2 separate regions of the Homo sapiens genome follow, and region 1 is linked to region 2. Evidence: read pairs that join two places in POLR2A ChIA-PET (ENCODE). Cell type or tissue: PC-3. All regions are shown on one strand. Links, peaks and the distances in the headings refer to the core of each region. The heading gives the core; the rest is flanking DNA. Region 1 overlaps TWSG1-DT (TWSG1 divergent transcript). Region 2 overlaps TWSG1 (twisted gastrulation BMP signaling modulator 1).

Evidence for each region. Peaks named below come from ENCODE experiments on the same cell type or tissue, not always from the same donor. Only the 100,000 strongest peaks of a DNase experiment are listed, where the experiment ranks them.
Region 1: POLR2A ChIA-PET joins it to region 2 with 7 read pairs; 7 of 35 experiments call an interaction of 5 or more read pairs at or near these places.

What each region holds. Positions count from the first base shown.
Region 1 is chr18:9,306,701-9,316,112 of GRCh38, reverse strand. It overlaps TWSG1-DT (TWSG1 divergent transcript), which reads left to right. Exons shown (of 3, transcript NR_183523.1): 3 at 850-3,060. Among named protein-coding and RNA genes, the nearest start is that of TWSG1-DT, 23 kb to the left of the region's middle. In PC-3, for the core only: no CTCF peak of the experiment used is centred there; no DNase peak of the experiment used is centred there.
Region 2 is chr18:9,359,561-9,368,972 of GRCh38, reverse strand. It overlaps TWSG1 (twisted gastrulation BMP signaling modulator 1), which reads right to left. Exons shown (of 5, transcript NM_020648.6): 3 at 8,902-9,001. Among named protein-coding and RNA genes, the nearest start is that of TWSG1, 29 kb to the right of the region's middle. In PC-3, for the core only: CTCF peaks have their summits at 2,477 (motif pointing right) and 2,678; DNase peaks (open chromatin) are centred at 2,652, 4,492 and 5,902; H3K4me3 peaks cover 834 bases; H3K27ac peaks cover 3,261 bases.

The DNA of each region.
Region 1 (9,412 bases), core at 961-8,960, 53 kb after region 2:
TGGAGTGTTGTGGCCACAATCTCAGCTCACTGCAACCTCCACCTCCCAGGTTCAAGCGATTCTTGTGCCTCAGCCTCCCAAATAGCTGAGATTATAGATGTATGCCACCGTGCCTGGCTAATTTTTATATTTTTAGTAGGGACGGGATTTCACAACATTGGCCTGGCTGGTCTCGAACTCCTGAGCTCAAGCGATCCACCCACCTTGGCCTCCCAAAATGCTGGGATTACAGGCGTGAGCCACCATTCCCAGCTGTTTCCTGTTTTCTTTTAGAAGCATTATTCTTTCAACCCTTACAACTGATATCTTGATCCATTTTAGGTTATGTCTCATATGTGGTGTAAAGTAAGGGTAAAGGTTTATATTTTTGCATATGGCTGTTCACTTGTCACAGGACCATTTACTGAAAGCACTATCCCTCCCCCCATTGAATTTCATTGGCACTTTTGTTGAAAATCAGTTGCCTCTACATATGTGGGTCCATTTCTGTATTTCTAGTCAGTTCCCCTAATATATGTGTCTATATTTATGCCACTACCATACTCTTGATTACTGTTGCTTTTATAGGAAGTCTCAAAATTAGGTAATATAAATACTCCAACTTTACCCTTTTGCAAAAATTTTAGGGTATTCTAGATTATTTGCATTTTCATATAAAGTTTAGAATCACCTTGTCAAATTCTACAAAAAAAAAAAACCCTGCTGGGATATTGATTTGATTTGTGTACAGACAACTTTCTATATTGATTGGAATTGTACAGTCAGACAACTTATGATTGACATATTAACAATATTGAGTCTTTCAATCCATGAGTACGGTATATCTTTTTTTTTTTTTTTTTGAGACAGAGTCTCGCTGTGTCACCCAGGCTGGAGTGCAGTGGTATGATCTCAGCTCACTGCAACCTCCACCTACCAGGTTCAAGTGATTTTCCTGCCTTGGCTTCCCAGGTAGCTAGGACTACAGGCGTGCACCGCCACACCTGGCTAATGTCTTGCATTTTTAGTAGAGATGGGGTTTCACCATATTGGCCATGCTGGTCTCGAACTCCTGACCTTGTGATCTGCCCACCTCAGCCTCCCAAAGTGCTGGAATTACAGGTAAGTATAGTGTATCTTTCCATTTATTTCCAAATTTCTCTCAGCACTATTTTTTATGTTTCAGGATATAGAACTTGCACAGTTTTCTTGAGTTCATTTTTATTTCATATTCTTTTTTATTATTTTATTTTAAGTTCCAGGGTACATGTGCAGGATGTGCAGGTTTGTTACATAGGTAAACATGTGCCATGGTGGTTTGCTGCACTGATAAACCCATCACCTACGTATTTTACCCAGTATGCATTAGCTGTTTTTCCTGATGCTCTCCACATCTCCGCCCTCCCCCAACAAGCCCCAGTGTGTTTTGTTTCCCTCACTGTGTCCATGTGTTCTCACTGTTCAGCTCCCACTTATAAGTGAGAACATGCAGTGTTTGGTTTTCTGTTCCTGCATAGTTTGCTGAGGATAATGGCTTCCAGCTTCATCCACGTCCCTGCAAAGGACATTATCTCGTTCCTTTTTATGGCTGCATAGTATTCCATGATGTATATGTACCACATTTTCTTTATCCAGTCTATCATCGATGGGCATTTGGGTTGATTCCATGTCTTTGCTATTGTGAATAGTGCTGCAATGAACATACATGTGCTTGTATCTTTATAATAGAATGATTTATATTCCTTTGGGTATACATACCCAGTAATGGGATTGCTAGGCCAAATGGTACTTCCAGTTATAAATCTCTGAGGAATCACCACACTGTATCCCACAATGGTTGAACTAATTTACAGTCCCACCAACAGTGTAAAAGCATTCCTATTTCTCCGCAACCTCGCCAGCATCAGTTGTTTCTTGACTTTTTAATAATCACTGTTCTGACTGGCATAAGATGGTATCTCATTATGGCTTTGATTTGCATTTCTCTGATGATCAGTGATGTTGAGTTTTTTTCATGTTTGTTGGCCGATGGAACAGAATAGAGAACTCAGAATAAAACTGCCATCTACAATTATCTGATCTTCGACAAACCTGACAAAAACAAGCAATGGGGAAAGGATTCCCTATTTAATAAATGGTGCTGGGAGAACTGGCTAGCCATACGCAAAAAACTGAAACTGGACCCCTTCTTTACACCTTATACAAAAATTAACTCAAGATGGATTAAAGACTCAAATATAAAACCAAAAACTATAAAATCCCTAGAAGAAAATCTAGACAATACCATTCAGCACATAGGCATGGGCAAAGATTTTATGATGAAATTGCCAAAAACAATTTTAACAAAAGCAAAAATTCACAAATGGGATCTAATTAAACTAAAGAGCTTCTGCACAGCAGAAGAAACTATCATCAGAGTGAACAGACAACCTACAGAATGGGAGAAAATTTTTGCAATCTATCCATCTGACAAAGGTGTAATATCCAGCATCTACAAACAACTTAAGCAAATTTACAAGAAAAAAAAAACCATTGAAAAGTGGGCAAAGGACATGAATAGACACTTCCTATTTCATATTGTTGATGCTGTTTTCATTTGTAATTTCCAAGACTTCCTATCATATAGAAATACAATTGATTTTTGTATATTGACATTTTTGTATATTGGTTTTTGTATCCTGTAACTCTGCTAAACTCAGTTATTAGTTCTGGTAGCTTTTTTGGTGGATTTCTTAGGATTTTTTTTTTTGAGATGGAGTCTCACTCTGTTACCCAGGCTTGAGTGCAGTGGCATGATCTTGGCTCACTGCAACTTCCACCTCCCAGGTTCAAGCAATTCTCCTGCATCAGCATCCCGAGTAGCCAGGACTACAGGTGCATGCCACCACCCCCAGCTAATTTTTGTATTTTTTTTTTAGTAGAAATGAGGTTTCGCCATGTTGGCCAGGCTGACATCAGCTGAACCACTTTGGCCTCCCAACGTGCTCAGATTACAGGTGTCAGCCACTGCGCCCAGCCAATTTCTTGGGATTTTCTATATAAGAGACCTGTCATCTTTGAATAAAGATAATTTTATTCTTCTTTTAGGCCTGATGCTTGCTTTTTCTTCTTATTGCCTTATGGAACAAATTAGGACCTCCAGTTCAATGCTGAATACAACTTGTGAGAGCAGACATGCTTGCCTTATTTCTGATATTAGAGAGAAAGAATACTCTTTCTTTCATTAGTGTTTTATCTGTTTCATTAGTGTTAATAACTGTTCCATCAGATATTAGTGTTTCATTAATAAGTACAATGTAAGCTCTAGGTCATTTTTAGATGCCCTTTAGCAAGTTGAGGAAGTTACCTTGTATTTCTAGTTTGCTGAGTGATTTTTATCATGAGTGATTTTTTAATTTTGTCAGGCACTTTCCTTCACCTCTTGTGGCATTTTCATTGTTTTACTTTTTGAGTCTTTTAATATGGTGAATTACATTGACTTTCGAATGTTAAACCAATCTTGCATTCCTGGGACAAACCCCACCTTGCATTGATGTATTATAATTCTAATGTTACTGGATTTGATTTGCAAAATTTTTGTTAAGAATTTTTGTGACTATGTTCATAATAAATGTTTTCTTTTCTTTTCTTTTTTTTTTTTTTTTGAGACGGAGTCTTTCTCTGTTGCCCAGGCTGGAGTGCAGTGGTGTGATCTCGGCTCACCGCAACCTCCGCCTCCAGGTTCAAGCAATTCTCCTGCCTCAGCCTCCCAAGTAGCCGGGACTACAATCATGTACCACCATACCCAGCTAATTTTTGTATTTTTAGTAGAGACGGGGTTTCACCATGTTGCCCAGGATGGTCTCAATCTCCTGAGCTTGTGATCCACCCATCTCAGCCTCCCAAAGTGCTGGGATTACAGGCATGAGCCACGGCGCCCAGCCAAGAAATGTTTTCTAGTTTTTTTGTTTTCTTTGTTTTTTTTCTGGTTTTTGGTATAGGGTTTCTAGCCTGTTAACATGAGCTGGAAAGCATTTCTTTTCTTTTTTTCCTCTGAATTTTTCTTCTATTTTCTAATTAGCATAGAGTTGATATTGTTTATTCCTAAAATGTTTGGTAGAATTCACTACTTGGGACTGGAGATTCCTTTGTTCAAAGGATTTTAAATGCAAATTCACTTTTTAAAATAGATACAGGACTATTCAGGTTATCTATTTCTTCTTCAGATTTGGTAGATTGTGTCTTTCAAAGAATTTCTCCATTTCACTCAAATTACAGAATTTATTGCAGAATTTATAAAATTCTTTATAATATTATGAGCCGTTCAATGACCACAGGATTTGCAGTGATGTCTACTCTTCTGCATATAATATTGATCATTTTTATCTTCTCTCTTTTTTTCCACCTGATCACTGGCTGGAGGCTTATTAATTTTATTAATCATTTTGAAAGACCCAGGTTTTGGTTTCATGGATTTTCTGTATTGTTTTCCAGTTTTCTACCTTATTGATTTCAGCTCTTAACTTTATTACCTTTGTTTTGCTTACTTGTGTCTAATTAGCTCTTATTTTTCTAGTTTCTTAACATGGGAACCTAGATAATTGGTTTGAGTACTTTCTTTTCTAATATTTTCCTTGAAGAAACTATCTTAGCTGCCTCATAAGTTTTAATATGTCATGTTTTCATTTTTAGCCTGTTCAAAATACTTTATAATTTCCCTGTGTAATGTCTTCATTGATACAGTGATTATTTAGAAGTGTGATGTTTAATTTCTAAGTATTAGGAATTTTGTGGATTTCTTTCTGTTATTAATTTCTAATTTGATTATATTGTGCTTAGAGAATAAACATTGTATAATCCTTTCATTAACACATCCTGGTCGGGCGCGGTGGCTCACGCCTGTAATCCCAGCACTTTGGGAGGCCGAGGCGGGCAGATCACGAGGTCAGGAGATCGAAACCATCCTGGCTAACACAGTGAAACCCCATCTCTACTAAAAATACAAAAAATTAGCCAGGCGTGGTGGCGGGCGCCTGTAGTCCCAGCTACTCGGGAGGTTGAGGCAGGAGAATGGCGTGAACCTGGGAGGTGGAGCTTGCAGTGAGCCAAGATTGCACCACTGCACTCCAGCCTGGGCGACAGAGCAAGACTCCGTCTCAAAAAAAAAAAAAGAACACATCCTATGGCCTCAAATATAGTCCATTTTGATAGATATTCTATGTGCACTTGAAAAGCATGTATATTTTGCTATTATTGGGCATGTTCTATAAATGTTAATGTGGGAAAATTGGGTTGACTTTGTCCATATGTTCTGTATCCTTACTGATTTTCTTTCTATTTAGTCCATACAATTTTGAGGCCAGGCATGGTAGCTCACATCTGTAATCCCAGCACTTTGGGATGCCAAGGCGGGCAGATAACTTGAGGCCAGGAGATCAAGACCAGCCTGGCCAATATGGTGAAACCCTATCTCTACTAAAAATACAATTAGCTGGGCATGGTGGCACGTGTTTGTAATCCCAGCTACTTGGGAGGCTGAGGCATGAGAATCTCTTGAACCTGGGAGGTGGAGGTTGCAGTGAACTGAGATCACACCACTGCACTCCAGCCTGGGCAACAGAGTGAGCCTCCATCTCAAAAAAAAAAAAAAAAAAAAAAATTGAGATAGAATTGTTGAAATCTTGAACTACAATTGTGAATGATTCATTTCTCCTTTCAGTTTGCTCAATTTTGCTTCATATAATTTGAAACTTTGTTATTAGGTACATAAAAATTTACTATTGTTATATCCTCTTAATGAATTGACTCTTTTGTCATTATGAAGTTACCCTTTTAGTGACTGGCAATATTTCTTGCTGTGAAATCTAGATTCGTGATATGAATAAAGCCATTTGCATCTTTCAGTTAATTAATATTAGCATGTTATACATTTTTCCATCCTTTTACTTTTTAAAATGTAGACTTTTTGGGCGCAGTGGCTCATGCCTGTAATCCCAGCACTTTGGGAGGCTGAGACGGGCAGTCACGAGGTCAGGAGATCGAGACCATCCTGGCTAACCCAGTGAAACCTCGTCTCCACTAAAAAAAAAAAAAAATAGCCGGGTGTGGTGGCGGGCACCTGTAGTCCCAGCTACTCAGAAGGCTGAGGCAGGAGAATGGCATGAACCCGGGAGGCGGAGCTTGGAGTGAGCCAAGATCGCAACAGTGCACTCCAGCCTGGGAGATAGAGCAAGGCTCTGTCTCAAAAAAAAAGAAAAAAAAAATAGACTCTTTGGAGCAGTTCTACGTTACAGCAAAATTGAGTAGAAAGTACAGAGACTTACTATATACTCTTCCCAACACACCCCCACAGCCTTCCCAACTATCAGCATTCTGAACCAGTATATTTGTTATTGTCAATGAACCAACATCCACACATCACTATCACCCAAATTCCACAGTTTACATTAGGGTTTACTCTTCATATTGTACATTCTATGGGTTTTGACAAATAAGTAATGACATGTGTCCATCATTACAGTATCATACACAAGAATTTTATACCCTAAAAATCCCTTGTGCTCTGCCTATGCCTGCTCATCCCTCTCCTTCCTCTAACCACTGGCAACCACTGATCCTTTTACTATAGTAGTTTTGCCTTTTCCAGAATATCAGAGATGAAATCACAGAGTATGAAGCCTTTTCAGTTTGGCTTCTTTCGTGTAGTAATAGGCATTTAAGGTATCTCCAAGTTTTTTCATGACTTGATAACTAATTTAATTTTTTTTTTTGAGACAGAGTCTTGCTCTGTTGCCCAGGCTGGAGTGCAGTGGCGTGATCTCAGCTCACTGCAATCTCTGCCTCCCAGTTTCAAGCACTTCTCCTGCCTCAGACTCCTTAGTAGCTGGGATTACAGGCGTGCACCACCACGCCTGGCTAATTTTTTTGTATTTTTAGTAGAGATGAGGTTTCACCATATTGGCCAGGCTGGTCTCGAACTCCTGACCTTGTGATCTGCCCACCTTGGCCTGCCAAAGTGCTGGGATTACAGGTGTGAGCTACCATGTCTGGCCGATAACTAATTTCTTTTTGGTGTTGAATAATATTCCATTGTTTAGGTATACCACAGTTTATCCATTTACTTACTGAAAAGCATCTTGGTTGCTTCCAAGTTTTGTCAACCATGAGTAAAGCTGTTATAAATATCCACGTGCAGCTTTTTGTGTGGACATAAGTTTTAATTCATTTGGGCGAATACCAAGGAGTATGGTGGCTGGATCATATTATAAGAGTATGTTTAGTTTTGTAAGAAACTGCCAAAGTATCTTTCAAAGTGGCTGTTCCATATTGCATTCACATCAGCAATGAATGAGAATTTCTGTTGCTCCACGTCATCACCAGCATTTGATACTGTCAGCATTTCGGGTTTTGGCCATTCTAATAGGCATGCAAGGTATCCCCTTGTTTTTATCCTTTTAACTTCTCTTTGCATTTTCATTTAAAGTGGGTTTCTTATAAATACCCTATAGTTAGGGCTTGCTTTTTAATACAGTCAATCTTTGCCTTTAAATATAAATTTACATTTAATGTGATCATCAATAAGGTTACGTTTAAATTCACAATCTTGTTATTTCTTTTCTAAGTGTTCCCTCTGTTCTTTATTCCTTTTTCCTCATTTACTGCCTTGTTTTTAATAATTCCATTAATCTTCATTATTGTATTATTAGCCATACAATTTTTTATTTTTTATTTTTCCATAAGTTATTGGGGTACATGTGGTGTTTGGTTACATTAGTAAGTTCTTTAGTGGCGATTAGTGAGATTTTGGTTCACCCATCACCCAAGCAGTATACACGGCACCCTATTTGTAGTCTTTTATCTCTCGCCCCCTCCCACACTTCCCTCCAAGTCCCCAAAGTCCATTGTATCATTCTTATGTTTTTGTGTCCTCACAGCTTAGCTGATATGTTCTCACATATCAGTGAGAACATACGATGTTTGGTTTTCCGTTCCTGAGTTACTTCACTTAGAATAATATTCTCCAATCTGGCTGCGCGCGGTGGCTTACACCTGTAATTCCAGCACTTAGGGAGGCTGAGGTGGGTAGGTCACCTGAGGTCAGGAGTTCGAGACCAGCCTGGCCAACATGGTGAAACCCCCTCTCTACTAAAAATACAAAAATTAGGTGGATCTGGTGGCGCATGCCTGTAGTCCCAACTACTTGAGAAGCTGAGGCAGGAGAACTGCTTGAATCAGGAGGCGGAGGTTGCAGTGAGCCGAGATCGCACCACTGTGCTCCAGCCAGTATTACCGATTTGGATGCCCTTTATTTCTTTCTTTTGTTTGATTGCTCTGGCTAGACTTCCAGTACTATGTTGAAGACGAGTGGTGAGAGTGGGCATCCCTGTCTTGTTCCAGCTCTCGGAGGGAATGCTTTCAACTTTTCCCCATTCAGTATTATGATGGCTGTGGGTTTGTCATAAATGGCTTAAATTACATTGAGGTATGTCCCTTGTATGCCAATTTTGCTGAGAGTTTTAATCATAAAGTGATGCTGGATTTTGTCTAATGCTTTTTCTGCGTCTATTGAGATGATCATGTGATTTTTGTTTTTAATTCTGTTTATGTGGTGTATCACATTTATCGACTTGCCTATGTTAAAACCATCCCTGCATCCCTCGTATGAAACCCACTTGATCATGGTGGATTATATTTTTGATATGTTGTTGGATTCAGTTAGCTAGTATTTTGTTAAGGATTTAGCATCTATGTTCATCAAGGATATCGGTCTGTAGTTTTCTTTTTTGGTTATGTCCTTTCCTGGTTGTGGTATTAGGGTGATTCTGGCTTCATAGAATGAATTAAGGAGTGTTCCCTCTTTCTCTATCTTGTGGAATAGTGTCAAAAGGATTGGTACTAATTCATCTTTGAATGTCTGGTAGAATTCTGTTGTGAATCTGTCTGGTCCTGGGGTTTTCTTTTGTCGGTAATTTTTAAATTACCATTTCAATCTTGCTGCTTGTTATTGATCTGTTCAGGGTATCTGATTCTTCCTGATTTAAGCTAGGAGGGTTGTATTTTTCCAGGAATTTATCCAATTCTTTTAGGTCTTCTAGTTTATGTGCTTAAAGGTGTTCATAGTAGCCTTGAATGATCTTTTGTATTTCTGTAGTGTCAGTTGTAATATCTCTCGTTTCGTTTCTTGGTGGGGTTATTTGGATTTTCTCTCTTCTTTTCTTGGTTAATCTTGCTAATGGTCTATCAATTTTATTTATCTTTTCAAAGAACCAGCTTTTCATTTCATTTATCTTTTGTATTTTTTTGTTTCAATTTCATTTAGTTCTGCTCTGATTTTGGTTATTTCCTTTCTTCTGCTGGGTTTGGGCTTGGTTTGTTCTTGTTTCTCTAGTTCTTTGAGGTGTGACCTTAGAGTGTCAGTTTGTGCTCTTTCAGTCTTTTTGATGTAGGTGTTTAG
Region 2 (9,412 bases), core at 1,049-9,048:
CACACTCAGCTAATTTTTTTTTTTTGAGACAGAGTCTCGCTCTGTTGCCCAGGCTGGAGTGCAGTTGCATGATCTCGGCTCACTGCAAACTTCACCTCCCAGGCTCAAGCGATTCTCCTGCCTCAGCCTCCCGAATAGCTGGGATTACAGGTGTGTGCCACCATGCCCAGCTAATTTTTGTATTTTTAGTAGAGACGGAGTTTCACCATGTTCACCAGGCTGGTCTCAAACTCCTGACCTCAGGTGATCTGCCCTCCTTGGCCTCCCAAAGTGCTGGGATTACAGGCATGAGCCGCCGTGCCCAGCCAATTTTTGTATTTTTAATAGAGATGGTGTTTTACTATGTTGGCCAGCCTGATCTTGAACTCCTGACCTCAAATGATCTACCTGCCTCAGCCTCCCAAAGTGCTGGAATTACAGACGTGAGCCACTGCACCCAGCCCAAAGCAATACAAATTAAAACCACAATAATGGCCAGGTGTGATGGCTCATGCCTGTAATCCCAGCACTCTGGGAGGCTGAGGCGAGTGGATCCTGAGGTCAAGAGTTCAAGACCAACCTGGCCAAGATGGCGAAACCCTATCTCTCCTAAAAATACAAAAAAATTAGCCAGGCATGGTGGCAGGCACCTGTAATCTCAGCTACTTGGGAGGCTGAGGCAGAGAATTGCTTGAATCCAGGAGGCGGAGGTTGCAGTGAGCCAAGATCATGCCACTGCACTCCAGCCTGGGTGACAGAGTGAGGTTCCATCTCAAAAAAACAAAACAAAACAAAAAAAACACCACAATAAGATATTACCTCATACCTTTTAGAAGGGCCATTATAAAAAAGATGAAAGGCAACAAGTGTTGGAGAGGGAGGGCATGGAGAAAAGGGAATCCTTGCATGCTGTTGGTGGGAATGTAAATTAGTACAACCATTATGGAGAACAGTATGGAGGTTCCTAAAAAAATTAAAAATAGAACTAGCTCAGTATGTCAAAGAGATGTTTGCACTCTCATGTTCCCTGCAGCATTATTCACAATAGTCAAGACAGAGAATCAACCTAATTGTCCAAAAATGGATAAAGAAAATGTGGATATGTACAATGTGGTATATTTATACAATATAAAATACAATTCCACTTTATATACAATGGAATACTATTCAGCCTTAAAAAAAGAAGGAAATCCTATCAGTAGCCCCCAGCCTTTTTGGCACCAGGACTGGTTTTGGGATGAAACTGTTCCACCTCAGATCATCAGGCATTAGATTCTCATAAGGAGCATGCAACTGAGACCCCTCGTATGTGCAGTTCACAATAGGGTTCGAGCTCCTGTAAGAATCCAATACTGCCGCTGACCTGACAGGAGACGGAGCTCAGGCGGTGACGCTCGCTTGCCTGGTGTTCACCTCCTTCTATGTGGCCCGGTTCCTAAGAGGCGGCGGACTGCTACTGGTCCATGGCTCAGGGGTTGGGGACCCTGATTTACAACATGGATGAACCTGGAGGACATCATGTTAAGTAAAATAAGCCAGTCACAGAAAGGCAAATACCGCATGATTTCACTTATATGTGGAATCTAAAAAAGTTGAACTCACAGAAGCGGTGAGCAGAATGGTTACCAGGAGCTGAGGAAAGGGGAGGTGTCCATCAAATAATGCAAAATTTCAGTTAGATAGAAATAATAAATTCAAGAGCTCTATTGTACAACATGGTGACTATAGCTAATAACAATGTATTATATTCTTGAAAATTGCTGGCTGGGCACAGTGGCTCACACTTGTAATCCCAGCACTTTGGGAAGCCAAGGCGGGAGTATCACTTGTGTCCAGGAATTCAAGACCAGTCTGGATAACACATTGAGACCCCATCTCTACAAAAAATTTAAAAATTAGCGAGGTGTGGTAGCATAGTGCCAGCTACTCGGGAGGCTGAGGTGGGAAAATCACTTGAGGTTGCGGCTGCAGTGAGGTGTGATAGCATCACTGCACTCCAGCCTGGGTGACAGAGACCCTATCTCAAGAAAAAATAAAAAAGAAAATTGCTAAGAGAGTAGATTTTAAGTGTTCTCACCATACACAGAAAAGGTGAGGTAATGTATGTTAATTAGCTCTATGTAGCCATTCCACAATGTATACATATTTCAAAATAACCTGTTGCACTGGGTAAATATATACTATTATTTGTCAATTAAAATTAATAATAATAAATAATGTATCTAAATAATTTGCATAGTTTTTCTTAAAACAGAAAACAGAAAATTTGAACTCCTAGCACCTATTTATTCCTTAATATTAGAAAAGTAACATGTTAGAGCGAAGCAAGACAGAAATCCATTCTATGCAGGAACCAACGGATCTATCTAGATCTGACCTGAGATACAAGAGAGAGTCATAACGAAAAACCTGGATGTTCCAAAAGGAAGATGCCAAGACCCGTCAAGGTTAGTACTGGACTGTAGCCCTGAGTTCAAAGTCAGAGTTCAAGGAATTTGCCTAACAAAGAGCAGGATTAAGGAAGAAACATTTGATCCACTAGGTGGTAGAGCCTGTCCCAGGGTTGTGTTCCCAGCACAGAGCTGTCTGATCCTGTTTTCCTGGGTTTTGCAGGCACTGTGCCTGTTGCCTGACACCACCCACCTTTTCCGGCTCTTTCCCTGTGCCCCTTTCTTCCATTCACCACAGCGACATCTAGGATCTATGAGTTGGTATGGCAAAATGAGCCAAGCTGTGGTTGCTAAGCAGGTTTTCAGCAGGCTTCACAGCCTGGTCTTGGAGCTTATGATGCTTCCAATTTATTAAGTATAGCAAATGATCTTGGTACTATAAAGAATCTGCTATTTCTATATCAACATTATACAAACAGTGCACCACTGAATTATAGTGTTCCACGACATGCTAAACAGGTGGCTCAAGATGAAAAAGTTCATGCTTGCCATGTTTTATTTATTGGCACAAGTTATTAATTTTTTCTTTTATTTTTTTGAAACAGGGTCTTGATCTGTCACCCAGGCTGGAGTGCAGGGGTGCAATTATAGCTCACTACAGCCGCAAGCTCCTGGGCTCAAGTGATCCTCCTGTCTCAGCCCTCCAAGTAGCTAGGACTACAGGCATGCATCATTATGCCCAGTCAATTTTTTGTTTTTTTATTTTGTAGAGACAGAGTCTCCCTGTGTCGCCCAGGCTGATCTTGAACTCCTGTGCTCATGCGATCCTCCCACTTAGGCCTCCCAAAGTGCTGGGATTACAGGTGTGAGCCTCTGGGCCTGGCCTAGTTTTTTTCTTTTCCTTTCTTTTTCTTTTTCTTTTTTTTTGAGTTAAAGTCTCACTCTGCCGCCTAGGCTGGACTGCAGTGACTCAGACATGGCTCAGTACAGCCTGAACCTCCTGGGCTCAAGCGATTCTCCTGCCACAGCCCCCGCTCCCACCCAAGTAGCTGGGACTACAGGCACATGCCACCCATGCACAGCTAAATTTTTTATTTTTTGTAGAGACGGGGTTTTGCCATGTTGCCCAGGTTGGTCTCAAACTTAAGTGATCCGCCTGCCTTGGCCTCCCAGAGTGCTGGGATTATAGGCACGAGCAACTGCGCTCAGGCAATTTTTTCTTCTAATTTAACATTTCCCATAGAATTCAACATTTATTTATTTATTTAAAAAAATTTTTTTAGAGACAGGGTCTTACTCTGTTGCCCAGGCTGGAGTGCTGTAGTGCAATCAGAGCTCACTGCAGCCTTGACCTCCTGAGTTTAGTAATCCTCCTGCCTTAACCTCCCAAGTAGCTGGGACCATATGTGCATGCCATCACACCCAACTAATTAATTTTTATTTTTGGTAAAGATGGGGTCTCCTTATGTTGCCTAGGCTGGTCTTGAACTCCTGGGCTCAAGTGATCCTCCTTCTGTGGCCTCCCAACGTGCTGGAATTACAGGAATGAGCCATCATGCTTAGGCAGAATCCAACTTTTAATGCACATTAAACATGAATCAAAAGTTACAATGTCTTAATGCCATTAAAGAGTCTATTATTAAATCATTCATCATTTCATGTTGTTCTAAATGTATTTTAAGCTACTATGTAGTAGTGTAGGATTCCATTTACATTATACAGAAAAATTCCAGCTAATAACTGCAGAAGTAATGATAAAAATAGAAAATCATTGTTCTACAACTTTTCTTCTTCTTCTTTTTTTTTTTCTGAGACAGAGTCTCCCTCTGTCACCCAGACTGGAGTGCAGTGGCACTATCTCGGCTCACTGCAACTTCTGCCTTCTGGGTTCAAGTGACTCTCCTGCCTCAGCCTCCCTTGTCGCTGGGATTACAGGTGCCTACCACCACACCTGGCTAATTTTTGTATTTTTAGTAGTGACGGGATTTCGTCATGTTGGCTAGGCTGGTCTTGAATTCCTGACTTAAGGTGATTCGCCCCCTCTTGGCCTCCCAAAGTGCTGGGATTATACGCGTGAGCCACCACACCTGGCTGTTTTACAGCTTCTAATGAAGTAGCTGACTCAGGCAATGGTCATCAAGAAGGGGTGAAATCACCAGGTGAAAGGCTGATGGGGACCTTTATCACAAAGGGATCAGACTTTCACCGTCGGAACTCATGGGATCAATTTTAGCATTACTAAAAGCAGGACGTCTGGATATTGTTTGCCTTTGTGTACACTGTACCACTGTTCCCTCCTCCCAAAAACTGAGCCTCAATCTAATCAAGCCTTCATATCTAACTTCCAGCCTATAGGAAATAGAAAAGACCAACTAACAAGTTAAATAACCAAAAGAAGCAATCAACCAAATCCAGAATGTGGTTTATTTTGAAGAAACCAATCATGACTGACTAGTTTATTCAAAAAGCCAATGGAATATTAAAGGATGGGAGAGAGGGGGAGAAGAAACTGTTTTAGAATAAAAGAAACTTAAGAAATCTAACAACCAAATACAGTGAGTAATCTTTGTTGGATCTTGATTTGAGTAAAACAACTGTAAAAAACATTTAGTCAATCAGTGAAATCTAAGTATGATCTGAGTGGTATTAGACGATATTAAAGAAGTACTGTTAAATGGCCGGGTGCGGTGGCTCACATGTGTAATCCCAGCACTTTGGGAGGCTGAGGAGGGCAGATCACTTGAGGACAGGAGTTCGAGACCAGCCTGGCCAACATGGTGAAACCCCATCTGTACAAAAAAATACAAAAAAGTATCTAGATATGGTGGCGTGTGTCTGTAGTCCCAGCTACCTGGGAGGCTGAGGCAGGAGAATCACTTGAACTCAGGAGGTGGAGGTTGCAGTGAGCCAAGACTGCACCAGTGCACTCCAGCCTGGGCGAGAGAGCAAAACTCTGCCTCAAAAATAAAAATAAAAATAAAATAAAGATGTGCTGTTAATTACATTAGGCATAGTAATGACATTGTGTTATGTAAAAATACTCTTTTTTTGAGATGTATAACTAAAGGACTTCACGGATAATAGTGAAATGATTTACTTTGTAATACCTAAGCAAAACAAAAAGGTTGTGGGGGAAGATAGAGACATATACCAACAAACAGATGAATGGATGAAACAAGTCTGGCAATGTATTAATGACTATTGGAACAGGTAGTACGTATCACTGTACTCTCTATTTTTGTGCACATTTGGAAAAGTAAAAACAGTAAAAAAAAAGAAAAAAGAGCTTGTGGGTGGAGATCTAGGATCCAAAACCCACAGGATTTCAGGAATATGTTGGACAGCAAAGATTAAAATCAACTATGGTGGTTACTCTTACCTTAAGAAAAAATCAGAAAAGAGAAGCTCTTATACAAGGGAGCCACAGGGGAAAGTTTCCTAGAGAAAGTATGTGCTGAAGTCCACAGAATGAGAGAGGAAAGGAAGGCTGCACTCTAATTTGTGTTCTCTCAGAGGTCTGTGCCCCACCCATGAAAAGTATGGGGACTATTTCAACTTAGGAAGGAGGAGCAGCGGCAGGTTTGCAAAGGATGTTAAGAGAGCCTAATTTGGAAGAGAGCTGCCTACAAGGAGGAGGATTGCTGTATAAATAGAACTGGAATATCTCAGTTTTATCCTAGAAAGTAGAAAGATTAACTTAACTTAAAATGAAAGATGAAGTTACATTATGAACTTACTCAAAGTTTAAAACTGGACATCCAACCCTTAAAGGTAAATAAGCTTTTTTTAAAAAAATGAGAACTAGCCTGGAAGCATACCAGTTGCTTCTAAAATTGTAGAGATATAAGCATGTATAATTATTCTTTCTCAGTGGAAAAAAATGCAGAACTCTCTTCCTAAAAGAAGACGCTGAACAGCACTGTCATCATGGTGTGATGGTTAAGACACACACATATATAACACACATACACTCACATTCATACACTCGCACAAACACTCTCACACACATACATACACATTATTTTAGGCAATGCTATTAATAAAAGTTCATTTGTGTATTTTGGCATCCATGTTTAAATTAAATTCTTATGTGTGAGGCTGGGCACATTGGCTCACGCCTGTAATCCCAGCACTTTGGGAGGCTGAGGCGGGTGGATCACTTGAGCCCAGGAGTTCGAGACCAGCCTGGGCAACATGGCGAAACCCTGTCTCCATCAAAACTATAAAAATCAGCTGGGTGTTGTGGCTCATGCCTGCAGTCCCACCTACTTGGGAGGCTGAGGCAGGAGGACTGCTTGAGCCCAGGATGTTGAGCCTGCAGTGAGCCATGATCACACCACTCCACTCCAGCCTAGGCAACATAGCAAGACCCTGTCTCAAAAAAAAATCTTATGTGTGTATATCAGAGATTAAGATGACTATTTCCTCTTTTTTAGTTTCACTGTACATATTAAATTAATATACAGTTAATGACCTAAAATAATTCAAAGCTAGCTGTTAGAGATACCAAGATGAATATAAGAGGACAGAGGAAAAGATACTTCTGCCCCCATTCTCTCAGAATTCACTACAAAACACTAAAGAAAAACAAGAAATGGAAACACTAACTCTATCTGTGGAGAACCTAAGAGCTAAAGGTACCTGACTGAGCAGTCTTCACACAGGCCATGCACCCCACAGAACCCTGAGGAGACTCAGGAGCTGGAGGTGCCAGAGTGGCAGAGGCAAGCCTATTCTGTGGGGTAGTTATACCTTCAGGTCCCTGTCTCTTCTTCCACAACTGTAGGAGATGAGAGAGTTAGTCTTTAGAGAAATTAAACCAAAGAGGCCCTGGACTGGGAATGCCAAAAATGGCAAAGGGTAGAGATGAGTATGGGAAAAAAACAAGGAACGTAAATAAAAGTATGCTTACTGTTTACTGTGACCTCACCCCTCAGGTTCCCAGAACATTTGCAGCCTGGCATACTGCCCCATACCCCAGCCTCAACACCAGCAGGAAACCAGGAGATCTTTCTCTAGAAAAAATGTGCAACCCTAAAGGGAAAGATCTATAGACATGAAATAGAGGGCTCGTCAGTGAAAAAGGCAGTTCATCCTCCAACCACCTTTTCGTGAGGCAAACTACATTCCATGCCCTGTCCATGGATTAAGTACTCCCAGTCCGTTTTGGAGTACCTAAATTCTACAAAGGAATAGACAGCCAAGGGTCACCAGACACCTGAGAAAATGGAAATCATGCAAGGAGTAGAAGGAAAAAACTCAACAGCAACCACAAAACAGTACAATTAAGAATCCCATAAAGATAAGAAAAATATGTTACATATAAAACAAGAACAGTATGTTCCTTAAAAAAGGACAATCAGAGAAGGGCTCTTGGAAATTAAAAAAGGAAGTAAAAATTTAAAAAATTAATACAAGGGTGAAAAGATTAGGAAATCTCTCAAGAAGTACACCATACACCCAAAATACAGAAAGACAGATAATGGGATAACTCATTTAATTAATTAGTGCTTACATTATTATGCATCAAATGAGTATATATTATTAATTCATTAGAGTGATTATTAAGGTAAATACTGATTTCACTAGAAGGAGTGATAAAATCACACTGGGAAGATTAAGAGATAAGAGAACTAAATGCTTGTCTACCATAAGAGGAAGTCAACTGATAGTTTCTAAAATCAAAGAATCAAGAGAGTAGTATAGGGTTATTATTCAGAATTATGGAAGCAGTGCAACGCTGAAAAGTTGAAAGTGGTAGTCTCTGGGCATAGGATCAAAGGCTTGGAAAGAACTGAGATGGGATTGTTTTAGTACTATGTGACTTAAAAAGTATATGCATATAGCCTATTTCGATAAAGGATAATGTAAAAAAGATCAATATGATGATATTCCTGTTCTTAAGGAGGTGATACTCTGTCGAAAAAACATGCAAAACAACAATTATAGGAGCATGCAATAAATGATCTCTCAGAAGCATAGAGGATCCTTTATCTCAGTCAAATAAGGAAGGTTTCCAAGGAAAGGGGATACTTGAACTGGGGTTTTAAAAGTTAAAAATGAGTTAACTGGTCAGAGAAGGGCTGACAGGTGTTTCTTCCTACACACGTAAGTTTTCTTTCTAACACACAAATGATAGCATTCTATAAACATAATTTTGAACCTGACTTTTTTTACTTAACACATCTTGGAGAATGTTTCTTCTTATAAAACCTACTTCTTATTAAAAACAAAAAAAAAATGCTGCTGCTTATAAAAAATTCAACAGTACAAAAACTTTCAAAATAAAAAGTTAAACATTCTGCCTTGGCCCCCCACTCCTACTTCCCAAGGATAAGCACTTTTAAATACATGTATAGGTAAATACTACTGAATACAATTGAATGTAAAAATACAATGTTCTGTATGTTTACTATATTTCACACACATACTTGTTTATGCACATAAACTACATTTATATTCCTTAAAGTCTCTTAAAGCCAAGGATTCTGTGATAAGAAATATTAAGAAGTCTCCCTTGGTATCAACTTACCAACACAGTCACAGCACTCGTCCCAAAGGGCCCCAAGACACAGCATGCACTCCTTACAGCAGGAGCAATTGCCTTCTCCCGGCCGGCACTGGCAGAGCTCCTAGAAACAAGACAGATGTTAAACTTCAAATTCCAAATAATCATATATAAAACTGCTACTTTTTAAGCAAAAAACCCTGCCATATTTGCATTTACAGTAATGTATTCTTCACATAATTTTTTATTCAACATTATTAACTATTCATCAGAACATAAATATCTACAATGTCACGTAGATTTTTTTTGGATATATTCAGTGAACATACTTTGAATGCTTTTACCTTATTTTGAAATAAGGAAAATATTTTATTTTATAATCCATAACTTGACTACCCACACCACCTCAACGAATAATTCAGTACAAGAACAAAACCTGCTTCTCAGCTATTATATTCGTTGTCCAAATTTAAACAAATAGCCAACTTGTAGGGTTCCTCAATATGTAAAATGTGAGTAAAAGAACTTTGGAAAT